2 separate regions of the Homo sapiens genome follow, and region 1 is linked to region 2. The links are chromatin contacts, found by Hi-C or POLR2A ChIA-PET in ENCODE. All regions are on one chromosome and are shown on one strand. The core of a region is the stretch at or near the end of the contact, and the rest is flanking DNA. Distances in the headings are between cores, read along the strand shown.

The links. Hi-C counts contacts between places; a loop is a spot of excess contacts on that map. ChIA-PET counts read pairs that join two places held with the same protein, here RNA polymerase II (POLR2A). Pooled maps may share reads with other maps.
Region 1: a map of GM11168 shows a loop between it and region 2 (2.8-fold over the local background). The contact joins two enhancer-like sites. A Hi-C loop is called at or near these places in 5 of 168 maps with a recorded cell type or tissue (CD4-positive, alpha-beta T cell, GM11168, HAP-1 and 2 more), 10 of 37 single-sample maps with no recorded cell type and 11 of 50 pooled maps. POLR2A ChIA-PET finds 5 or more read pairs at or near these places in 1 of 52 experiments (OCI-LY7).

The regions. Positions count from the first base shown.
Region 1 is chrX:120,500,529-120,506,281 of GRCh38, forward strand. It overlaps the pseudogene RNU7-68P, the pseudogene RNU7-86P and the pseudogene LOC124900489. Among named protein-coding and RNA genes, the nearest start is that of LAMP2, 34 kb to the left of the region's middle. Within about 2 kb of position 4,228, at least 2 of the 41 ENCODE cell types and tissues checked have a DNase peak (open chromatin) inside an H3K27ac peak, as active enhancers do; they include PC-9, where a contact is called at or near this core.
Region 2 is chrX:120,745,470-120,750,858 of GRCh38, forward strand. No RefSeq gene overlaps it. Among named protein-coding and RNA genes, the nearest start is that of C1GALT1C1, 120 kb to the left of the region's middle. RefSeq lists an enhancer at 3,761-3,870. Within about 2 kb of position 3,807, at least 4 of the 41 ENCODE cell types and tissues checked have a DNase peak (open chromatin) inside an H3K27ac peak, as active enhancers do; they include PC-9, where a contact is called at or near this core.

The sequences.
Region 1 (5,753 bases), core at 2,978-5,477, 240 kb before region 2:
CTGAGGCAGGAGAATCGCTTGAAACCAGGAGGTGGAGGTTGCAGTGAGCCGAGATCGTGCCACTACACTCCAGCCTGGGAGACAGAGAGAGACTCTGTCTCAAAAAAAAAAAAAAAAAAATTAGCTGGGCATGATGGCATACGCCTGTTGTCCCAGCTACTTGAGAGGCTGAGGTGGGAGGATCACTTGAGCCCAAGAGGTTGAGGCTGCAGTGAGTCATGTTTACGACACTGCACTCCAGCCTGGGTGACAAAGTGACCCTGTCTCTCAGGAAAAAAAAAAAAAAAAAGGAAAAAAGAAATAAATGAAATTAGAAATAAATAAATATGAAAATTAGCAGGATTGTACAAAATACATATGAACAGTTAAGAGTAGTAAACGTTCTAATGGACAAACACTAAATCATGCAGCGTGTGAAGAAAGCTGCATCAACGAAGGTCAAAAACATCTATAAGAACCATATATTTTGACTGGGGAAATGCGTGTCTTAGGCTAATTTCCAGAGCACTTATTTTTGGCTGGTCAAGGTGGAGTTAGAGGTCTCTGTCCACTTTCCAAAAGTATTTTTTTAATCCTGTATGACACAGGATGGCCCTGAGTTTCTCCAAAATCTATTATTGTGACATCTTGAATTTAAAGATGTTATGGCAAAGAGCTAAAATAATCAATGTTTATGAAGGAGGGTCACATCTAAAAAATAAAACAAAAAACAACACAGAAAATTCCTCCTATTGTGTATCCCCTTACCCCATTTCTATAGGATTTTAGAAGGTATTATCTAGATTTTGCAATGTATTACCATCTCCTGAATGCCTATTACAGGTCAGGCACTTTTATTTTATTTTATTTTATTTATTTAGTTTTGAGACGAAGTTTCTCTCTGTCACCCAAGCTGCAGTGCAGTGGCATGATCTTGGCTCACTGCAACCTCCGCCTTTGGGTTCAAACCATTCTCTTGCCTCAGCCTCCCGAGTAGCTGAGATTACAGGCAAGCGCCACCATGTCCAGCTAATTTTTGTATTTTTAGTAGAGACAGGGTTTCGCCATGTTGGCCAGGCTGGTCTCGAACTCCTGGCCTCAGGTGATCCACCGCCTCGGCCTCTCAAAGTGCTGGAATTACAGGTGTGAGCCACCGTGCCTGACCTAGGTCAGGCACTTCTAAATATTTTTTTCATTTCATTCATCCATCCCTGTGAGACAGATACTATCTCATTCTACAAATTGGGAAACTAGGGCCCTGAAAAGTTAAGTAACTTTCCCAAAGTCACACAACTAGGAAGTGTTTATGTTGGAATTGGAAGGATCCAATATGCTCCTTACAGTCCACCAGCCTTCCTCTGTTATCTAATTTCATTCTCACAACAATCACGTGAATGAAGTTAAGAAAATTATTCCCCCACTTCTCAGATGAAAACAGTGAAACCCAGGAATGTTCACGGTGTCACTATGTAGTGAGTAGAGATAGACATGAACTCACTTCTTGTGTCCCTAGGTCCAGTGCTCTCTCCAGGTCACCATATCTTTATTTCTTCATTGGTTGGTTAAAGGCTAGTGGTTGGAGCTTTTCCAGGGATTAGTCCTTCTTAGTGGCTGTGGAGTATGTGCCTGAGGTAGGGAGGGACTGGCCTGCTCTGTTGTTGGGATAAGGGAAGGAACAGCAGATACCCCACTAGAAGAAATGTTAGAAGATGTCCTTCATGATAACAGATGAAAATCTGGATCTACACAAACGAATGAAGAGCACTGGATATGGTAACTACATGGGTAAAATGCACAAGATTTTTTTTCTTATAATTTAAATCTTTATATTTGGCTTAAAACAAAAATAATAACATTGTATTGTGCAGTTTATAACATGTAGAAAAAATGCATGGCAACAATAGTGGTATGGTTTGAATGTGCTTCATTCAAAATTCATGGTGAAACTTAATCTCCACTGTGGTGGTATTAAGAGGTGGCGTTTTTGGGGAAATGATTAAGTCATGAGGGCTTTGGCCTCATGAATGGATTAATGCCATATAAAAGGTCTGGGATGGGAGAGGTGGCTCACACCTGTAATCCCAGCACTTTGGGAGGCTAAGGCGGGTGGATCACTTGACTCCAGGAATTCAAGACCAGCCTGGCCAACATGGTGAAACCCCGTCTCTATAAAAAATACAAAAATTAGCCAGGTGTGGTGGTGTGCACCTGTGGTCCCAGTTACTCAGGAAGCTGCAGCAGGAGGAACGCTGGAGCCTGGGAGGTTGAGGTTGCAGTGAGCCGTGATAGTGCCACTGCACTCTAGCCTTGGTGACAGAGTGAGACTCTGCTTCCAAAACAAACAAACAAAAAGAAGGTGGACTGTAACAGGTTAAAGATGTATTACTATAAAACCTAAAGCAACCACTAAAATAACAAAACAGAGAGTTATATTTAATAAGCCAACAAAGGCAATAAAATAGAATCATTAAAATGCTCAATTCATACTAATTTATTACTTTTTCCTTTTTTTCTTTTTCCTTTTTATGTGGAGGTTTTCTGGAAAACCAGAAAACCTGCTAGACAAATTCTAAAAGGGCTGTAACACTGACTTTCCTTTTTTGAATCATGCTTTTGCCCTAAATCCCATAGATTTTCTCCTATATTTTTTCTAAAAGTGTTATAGTTTTACATTTTATATCTAAGTCTGTGGCCCACTTTGAGTTTTTTTTAATACGGTGTGAGATTTAGATTGAAGTTCATTTTCTTTTGCTTACAGTTGTCCAGTTGTGCCAACACCATTTGTTAAAAAGGCTATTGTTCCTCCATTGATTTGCTGTTGTATCTTTGTCAAAAATCAGTTGGAATAGCAAACTATATGTTACATGTACTCTGCCATAATAAAAAAAGAAGAAAAAAAACCAGATGCGTTCTTTCTTCTGTTGCATTGATCTGTATGTCTATATTTCCACCAATATCACACGGTCTTTATTACTGTAACTACATATTAGGGCTTAATATCAAATACAGTAATTCCTCCCACTTTATTCTTCTTTTTCAAGAATAAGCTTGTTTATTTCTACAAAAAGCCTAGCTGGGATTTTGATAGGAATTGCATTACATCTATAGATCAGTTTGGGAAGAATTGCTATCTTTACTATGTTGTGTATTCTAATCCATAAATATGCTATGGCACTCCATTTATTTCAGTCTTCTTTGATCTCTTTCATTAGTATTTTGTAATTTTCACCATACAGATCCTGTATGTGTTTTGTTAAGTTTATATCTAAGTATGTACTGTTCTTTGGAACAATTATAAATGGTATAGTGTTTTTCATTTTGGTTTCCACATGCTCTCTGTTAATATATAGAAATACATTTGGCTTTTGCACGTTAATCTTGAATCCTGCAAACTTTCAAGCTCACCTATTAGTTGTAGAGGATTTTTGTTGTTTATTTGCTTGGTAGATTCATTAGGCTTTTCTATATAGAAAAGCATGCCATCTTCAGGTAAGGACAGATTTATTCTTCCTTTCTAATCGGTGTTCTTTTTATTTCTTTTTCTTGTCTTATTGTGTTGTGTTTCCAGTACTATGTTGAATGAGTGATGAGAGTGAACATCCATGCCTGGTTTCTAAACAGGTGGAAGCCAGTTACTCTTTCACCATTAACTGTGATGTTAGTTGTAGGGTTTTTGTAGATGCCTTTTATCAAGTTAAGGTAGTTCCCCTATCATGCTAACTTGCTGAAAGGTTTTTTTTTTTTTAAATATAAATGGGTGTTGGATTTTGTCAAATGTTTTCTCTGTGTCAATGAATATGATAATATGATTTTCTTTCTTGAGCCTATCGATATGGTGAATTACATTGGTTTTTGAGTATTGAACCACGCTTGACTACAGGCATACATTGTTTTACTGTGCTTTGCAGATATTATGTTTTTTACAAATTGAAGATTTGTAGCAACCCTGCATTAAGCAAGTCTATCAGTACCATTTTTCCAACAGCATGTGCTCACTTTGTGTCTCTGTGATAGCATGTTTTAACAATAAAATATTTTTAAAGTATGTACATTGTTTTATAGACATAATGCTATTGCACACTTAATAGACTACAGTATGGTATCAACATAAGCATTTTATATGCACTCTTTCTCCTTTTTTTGTGAAGGTTTTCCAGAAAACCTGCTAGACAAATTCTAAAAGCTGTAACACTGACTTTTTCTTTTTGTGACTCACTTTATTGCAATATTTGCTTTATTGTGATGGTCTGGAACTGAACCTGCGTCATTTCCCAGGTATGCCTGTACTGTGATGGCTAATTTTATGTCTCAACTTGACTGGCCATGGGTGCTTAGATTAAACATTATTTCTGGGTCTGTGAGGATGTTTCCAGGTGAGGTTATCATTTGAATCAGTGAACTCAATAAGTAGATTGCCTGCCCTGATGTGGGTGAGCATGATCCAATTCACTGAGGGCCTGAATAGAACAAGAGGTGGAAAAAGAAGAAAACTGCCCTTTTTGCTTCCTGTTTGCTTGCCTGAATTGAGACATCTCATCTCATCTTCTCCAGCCCTTTGGCTGGGATTTATACCACTGGCTTCCTGGTTCTCAAACTTTCAAGCTCAGACTAAATTATACTAACAGTTTTCCTGGGTTTCCAGCTTACAGATGACAGATCATGGGACTTCTCAGCCTCCATAATTCCATGAGCCTATTCCTCAATTCCTTGTGTGTGTCTCTCTCTCTCTTTTTCATCTCCTACTGGTTCTGTTTCTCTAGAGAACCCTGACAAGTACAAACACCTGGAATAAATCCTACTTGATCATGGTGTATAGTCGTTTATATAAAATATTATATTTTATTTGCTAATATTTTGTGGAGTAGTTTTTGTGCCTATGTTCACAAAAGATACTGGTCTGTGGCTCCTTCCTCCCTCCCTTCCTCCCTCCCTTCCTTCCTTTCTTCTTTCCTTCCTTCCTTCCTCCCTCCCTTCCTTCCTTCCTTTCCTTCCTTCCTTTCCTTCCCTCCCTCCTTCCTCCCTTCCTTCCTCCCTCCCCCTTCCCTTCTCCTCCCTCCTTCCCTTTCCCTCCCTCCCTCCCTCTCTTCCTTCCTTCCTTCCGATACTGTCTTAGAATTTTGTATCAGGTTAATAATCGCCTTATAAAATGAGTTGGGAAGTGTTTCCTTCTCATTTTCTGGAAGAGATTGTGTAAAATCTTTTTCAAATGTTTGGTAGAATTCTCAGTAAAACCACATGGGCCTGGAGATTTATTTTTTTGAGAGCTTTATAGTTATAAACCCAATTTATTTAATGGTTATAGGACTATTCCGATTATATTGGTTCAGTTTTGATCATTTGTGATTTTTGTGGTTTGTGGCCTATAGTTTGTAGAATTGGTTCTTCTATGTTGTTGAATTTATGAGCATAAAGTTGTTTACAGCATTCCTTTTATTCTTTTTTTTAAATGTTTGTGGGTACAAAGTAGGTGTGTATATTTATGGGTACATGAGATGTTTTGATACAGGCACGCAATGTGAAATAAGCACACCACGGAGAACGAGGTATCCATCCCCTCAAGCATGTATCCACTGAGTTAATAAACAATCCAATTACACTGAGTTATTTTAAAATGTACAATTATTAGTGACTATAGTCATCCTATTGTGCTATCAAATAGTAGGTTTTATTCATTTTATTTTTGGAGCCATTAACCATTCCCACCTCCCCACCAGGCCCCCGCTATGCTTCCCAGCCTCTGGTAATCATCCTTCTACTCTTTATGTCCATTAGTT
Region 2 (5,389 bases), core at 2,557-5,056:
CTCCAATGTGATGGTGTCTTATTCTGTTTTCTGTGGCTACAGCAGAATACCTGAGGCTGGGTAATTTATAAAGCAAATAAATTTATTTAGCTCACAGTTCTGATGGCGGGGAGGTCCAAGGTTGGGCAGTTGCATCTGGTTGGCTTCTGGTGAGGGCTTTATCAAAACATGTCAGAGAATAGAAGGGGAAGTCAGTACATGCAAAAAGGGCAAAACACAACAGGCAAGCTAAGAATGAATCCATTTCCCCAAGAACTAACCCAGTCTCATGAGAAAGACATTAATCCATCTTAATGAACTAATCACCTCTTAAAGGCACCACCTCCCAATGCTGCCACGTTGGAAACCAATCCTTAATATGAGTTTTGGTGGGGACAAACAATATTTAAAGCATTGCAGATGGGATTTGGAAGTGTGGCTTTTAGGAGGTAATTATGCCATGAAAGTAGAGCCCTCATAAATGGGATTAGTGTCCTTTTAAGTGACACAAAGAGATGATCTCTCCCTCCACCATGTGAGGGCACAGCAAGAAGGCAGCCATCTGCAAACCAGGAAAAGAACCCTCACCAAGAACCTCGATCTTGGATTTTCTAGTCTCCAGAAGTGTGAGCAATAAGTGTCTACGGTTTAAGCCACCCAATCTATGGTATTTTTGTTATAGCAGCCCAAAGTGACCAAAACAAAGGCCATCTAATGAACCTTCCTCCCCTTTTCAATTTCAAAATAGCCTGTGCAATCTTTTAATTAATATCCTCTTGCCTGAGCTTGAACTTCTCTTGTGAGGAGACAGAAAACATTTTGCTTCTGACCAGAAACTGCCATCACACATGTTTCTTTGTTCTTTGATGTTGACACAAGTATACAGCCTTTGAAGAACTTTTACTACTGCGGCAAACTAGACATAAGGCCACTTGTGTGCCCTCACCTTTGCACTGTCTTTTTCTCATCTTTTTAAACTTAGCTGTTGTGGAGAGAAGGACAAAAAAGTACACAGGTGATGTTGGTGTGCTGGAGTATATACAGGATTGAAGTTTGATTTACGTACTTCACTCTGAGGGAAACACAAACCAGGCACAGAAAGTTGGATCCAGTAAGAAATCCTTAGTATTGGGAGGGAAGGGGAAATTCTGAATGCAGATGTGTATGTCTTCTGGTCCAGCTGCCTTTGAAATAATTTCAACATCTTCTGAGAAAAAGGAGGTGGAAGAGAAGAGTCGTCTCTTTAAAAAACCTTAGTAGGACATCAGCACATGAGCATGCCGGTTTGGCTGTGCCTCTAACAAAAAGTATCACAAAGGGAAGAGAGATCTTTTCCCCCTATGCAGAATAATATATTGCCTAGCTTTGGCATTTCAAGGGCCCCAGTGCCTCAGCTGTAGCAGCAGATAGCAGTGCCCAGTGGATGCAGGGTTGCTTAGCACAGGCACCAAGAGATAAATAGAAGGGCAGCAAGAGCAGCCCCTGGCAGGAAGCAGACATCCCTTGGGGACTCTAATATTATTAAGGGGTCCTTTGATAGAGGCCAAATTCTGCATAAGAGATAAAGGCAAGAGCTGGCAAAATTTGGAAGAGTGAGAGATTGTGTGACCTTTTATATACCTGCAGGCTGGCAAGGTCTGGGGAAACTCAAAGTACACACAGTTTAGAGAAAAATCCTGGACCACTGCCTGCTACCCCAGTTCCAGACATCACAGAAAAAGGGGTACATGTCCATATAATAAAGATCTCTTTCAAAAGTCTCAGAAAGGCTTTTCAAATACGTACAGCCAACTGATCTTTGACAAAGCATACAAAAACATAAACTGGGGAGTGGACACCCTATTTAATAAATGGTGCTGGGAAAACTTGCAAGCCACAGGTAGAAGAATGAAACTGAATCTTTATCTCTCATGTTATACAAAAATCAACCCAAGATTGATTAAAGACTTAAATCTAATACGCGAAACTATAAAACTTTCAGAAGATAACATCGAAAAAACCCTTGTAGACATTGGCCTAGGCAAAGAATTCATGACCAAGACCCCAAAAGCAAATGCAACAAAAACAAAAATAAATAATTGGAACCTAATTAAACTGAAAAGCTTCTGCACAGCACAAGAAATAATCAGCAGAGTAAACAGACAACCCACAGAATGGGAGAAAATCTTTGCAAACTACATATCTGAAAAAGGACTAGTATCTGGAACCTACAAGAAACTCAAACAAATCAGCAAGAAAAAAAATCTCATTAAAAGGTGGGCAAGTGACATGAGTAGGCATTTCTCAAAAGAAGATATACAAATAGGCCAGGCGTGGTGGCTTACACCTGTAATCCTAGCACTTTGGGAGGCCGAGGCGGGTGGATTACTTGAGGCCAGAAGTTCAAGACCAGCCTGGCCAGCATGGCAAAACCCCATCTGTCCTAAAAATACAAAAATTAGCCGGGCATGCCTGTAGTCTCAGCTACTCAGGAGGCTGAGGCACGAGAATTGCTGGAACCCAGGATGCAGAGGTTGCTGTGAGATGAGATGGAGCCACTGCACTCCAACCTGGGTGATAGAACGAGACTCTGTCTCAAAAAAAAAAAAAAAAAAAAAGCCCACAACAAAACAAAAACCAAAACCAAACAAACAAAAATGGCTCAAAATCACTGATCATCAGGGAAATGTAAATTAAAACCACAATGAGATACCACTGTACTCCTGCAAGAATGGCAATTATTAAAAAGTCAAAAACCAATAGATGTTGGCATGGATGTGGGGAAAAAGGAATGCTTCTACACTGCTGGTGGGAATATAAATTAGTACAACCTCTATGGAAAACGGTATGGAGATTCCTTAAAGAGCTAAAAGTAGATCTACCATTCGATCCAGCAATCTTACTACTGGATATCTACCCAAAGGAAAATAAGTCACTACATGAAAAAGACACTTGTACACATAGGTTTATACCAGCATAGTTCACGATTGCAAAGATGTGGAACCAACTTAAGTGTCCATCGACCAATGAGTGGATAAAAAAAATGTGGTATATACATATATACACCATGAAATGTTACTCAGCCATTAAAAGGAATGAAACAATCTTTTGCAGCAACTTGGATGAAGCTGGAGGCCATTATTCTGAGTGAAGTAACATAGGAGTGGAAAACCAAAAACTACATGTTCTCATTTATAAGTGGGAGCTAAGCTATGAGTACACAAAAGCATACAGAGTGATATAATGGACTTTAGAGACTCTGAAGGGGGAGGCTGGGAGGGGGGGCAGGGATAAAAAACTACACATTAGGTACAATGTACACTACTCGGGTGATGGGTGGACTAAAATCTCAGAATTCACCACTACATAATTCATCTATGTAACCAAAAGCCACTTGCAGCCCAAAAGCTATTGAAATAAAAATTTAAAAAAATATATTAAAGAATTAAAAAACCCAAAAACAAAATCCAAAATTCTCAGAAAGGCTTTTAAAATATGATACATGGGAGAAAACCCTGCAACAAAGACATGAGGTCCCATCATTATTGTGAATTAGCCCCTTGATCAACAACCATCACTTGAACATACACGGACTGCAGCAGCAAATGGGTTAGAAAAATGGGAGGCTAGCTATTTGTTCTTTAGGGAGACAGAGCTATTAGGGCGATGTCTGGCTGAGTTATTGAAGGAGAGGGATGTGTTCAAGGTACAAAATGGGTCCTTGAAATAGTTTCTCGTATGATGGCTCAGAAAGAAAAATAGGACTCCAGCCCTTCACATGACGGCAACCACCATTTGTTACTGTCTGCTGCATCTAGACTGGAATGGGGTCTGTCAGTGAGCTTCATGTTGACACAGGTGCTGGGGAGAGGTTGAAGAGGGGGAAGTTAGCTGGAGACACTGCTGTCAGGATCAGCACTGGGGCAGAGAGGAAGCAGCTGCGTTTCGGTGGTAGAAGTGGGAGGGGAAGGAAGAGGGGTCTGCAAGGGTTCTGTACATCCTGCACTGACAGAACTCAACAGCCCAGCCCTGCCTGGCTGGCCCTGGACAAGATAGACCCTGGGCAGCAACTGGGAGAAGGGAAGAGGAGAAGGGGAGCTCCTGGGGCCAGAATCATTCAGCAGAGGCTGTGGTTTCAGTGCATACCTTTGTGTGAAAGGAGTGCACCAAATCATTGAGTTGGGCTGTAATTCCAAGGGCTATAATTATAATTCCAATTCTTTTTTGTTTGTAATATTTCAAATTCTTGGTTCCTAGATATTGATCAGCAAAAAATTCCTCAGATGGCAATAGCCTCTTTTCTCCTGCAGCTCTCTCCCCACCCTTAGCCCTTACAAAGTAGAGCAGGAAGCTATTTTCTTTCCTCATTTCCATGGGAGAAGGAAAAAAGAAATAATAACAAAAGCCCATATTTGTTGAAGACTTTCCATGAGCTGGGCACTCACAACAATCCTGAGAGGTAGGTATTAATATTGGCCCCATTTTACAGATGAGGATATTGACGGTCGTTTACCCCTGCTTATTTCCTTCACAGTGCTGATCACAATCTCTAATCGTCTTATTTATTTGTACCCTTGTCTGTTCACTCCCATAGAGTGTGCACTCTATAAAAGAGGACTTTTGTCTATTTTGTTCGCTATATATGTGCAATGTGTAAAAGTGGGTGTGTGGCACATCACAGATTCTCAGTAGCTTGTATTTCTGTCAGGTTTTGGATTTGATTTTACCCCACTTACAATCAAATAATTTAGCTTGTTACTGTTTTATGATTGCTGGAAGAAAATACAAGACTTCTGGATCAGAGACAGACTGTATTACTCACAACACATTAAACAACATGAGCATCAGCAAGTTTGTGTCACTTGCCCTTGTCCCCAAGTCCCATAGGGATGACACAGAGGGACCCAAATTCATGCTTTATATGCAGTCGGTTTACATCACAGCTGTGGGACAATGACACTAAGCTTGGGGAGCCCAGAGTTTTGTAGCAAGCGGTAAGGATTCCCACTCTTTGTCCCAGAGGCCATGTTACCTCACCCCTGAAAATTTCTCACTGCCACTATTAATATAACCCTGAGAAATGTCCCTGGAAAAGAGTTGCCAGGGCCTTGCATTCTTGGCATGCCCAACAAGAAGTATAGGAGCATAAGAGATCCAGGGAGGAGTGTCTCCCAATATCCTACCCCACTTACCCCACTTAATTACTTCATGCAGAAAATGGGGATGACAGTATCTACTTGATATAGTAGCTATTAAGTGAGTTATGTGCTCAAATGTCACTTTTTCAGTGACACATTCCCTGACCATCCTACTTAAAATAGAGGTCACACCTCCAGCATTCTCTGAAAATACTACTTTATTGCTTTATTTTACTTCACAGCACTTACCACTATTGAATATACTCAACATTTCACTCATTTATCTCTCTCAT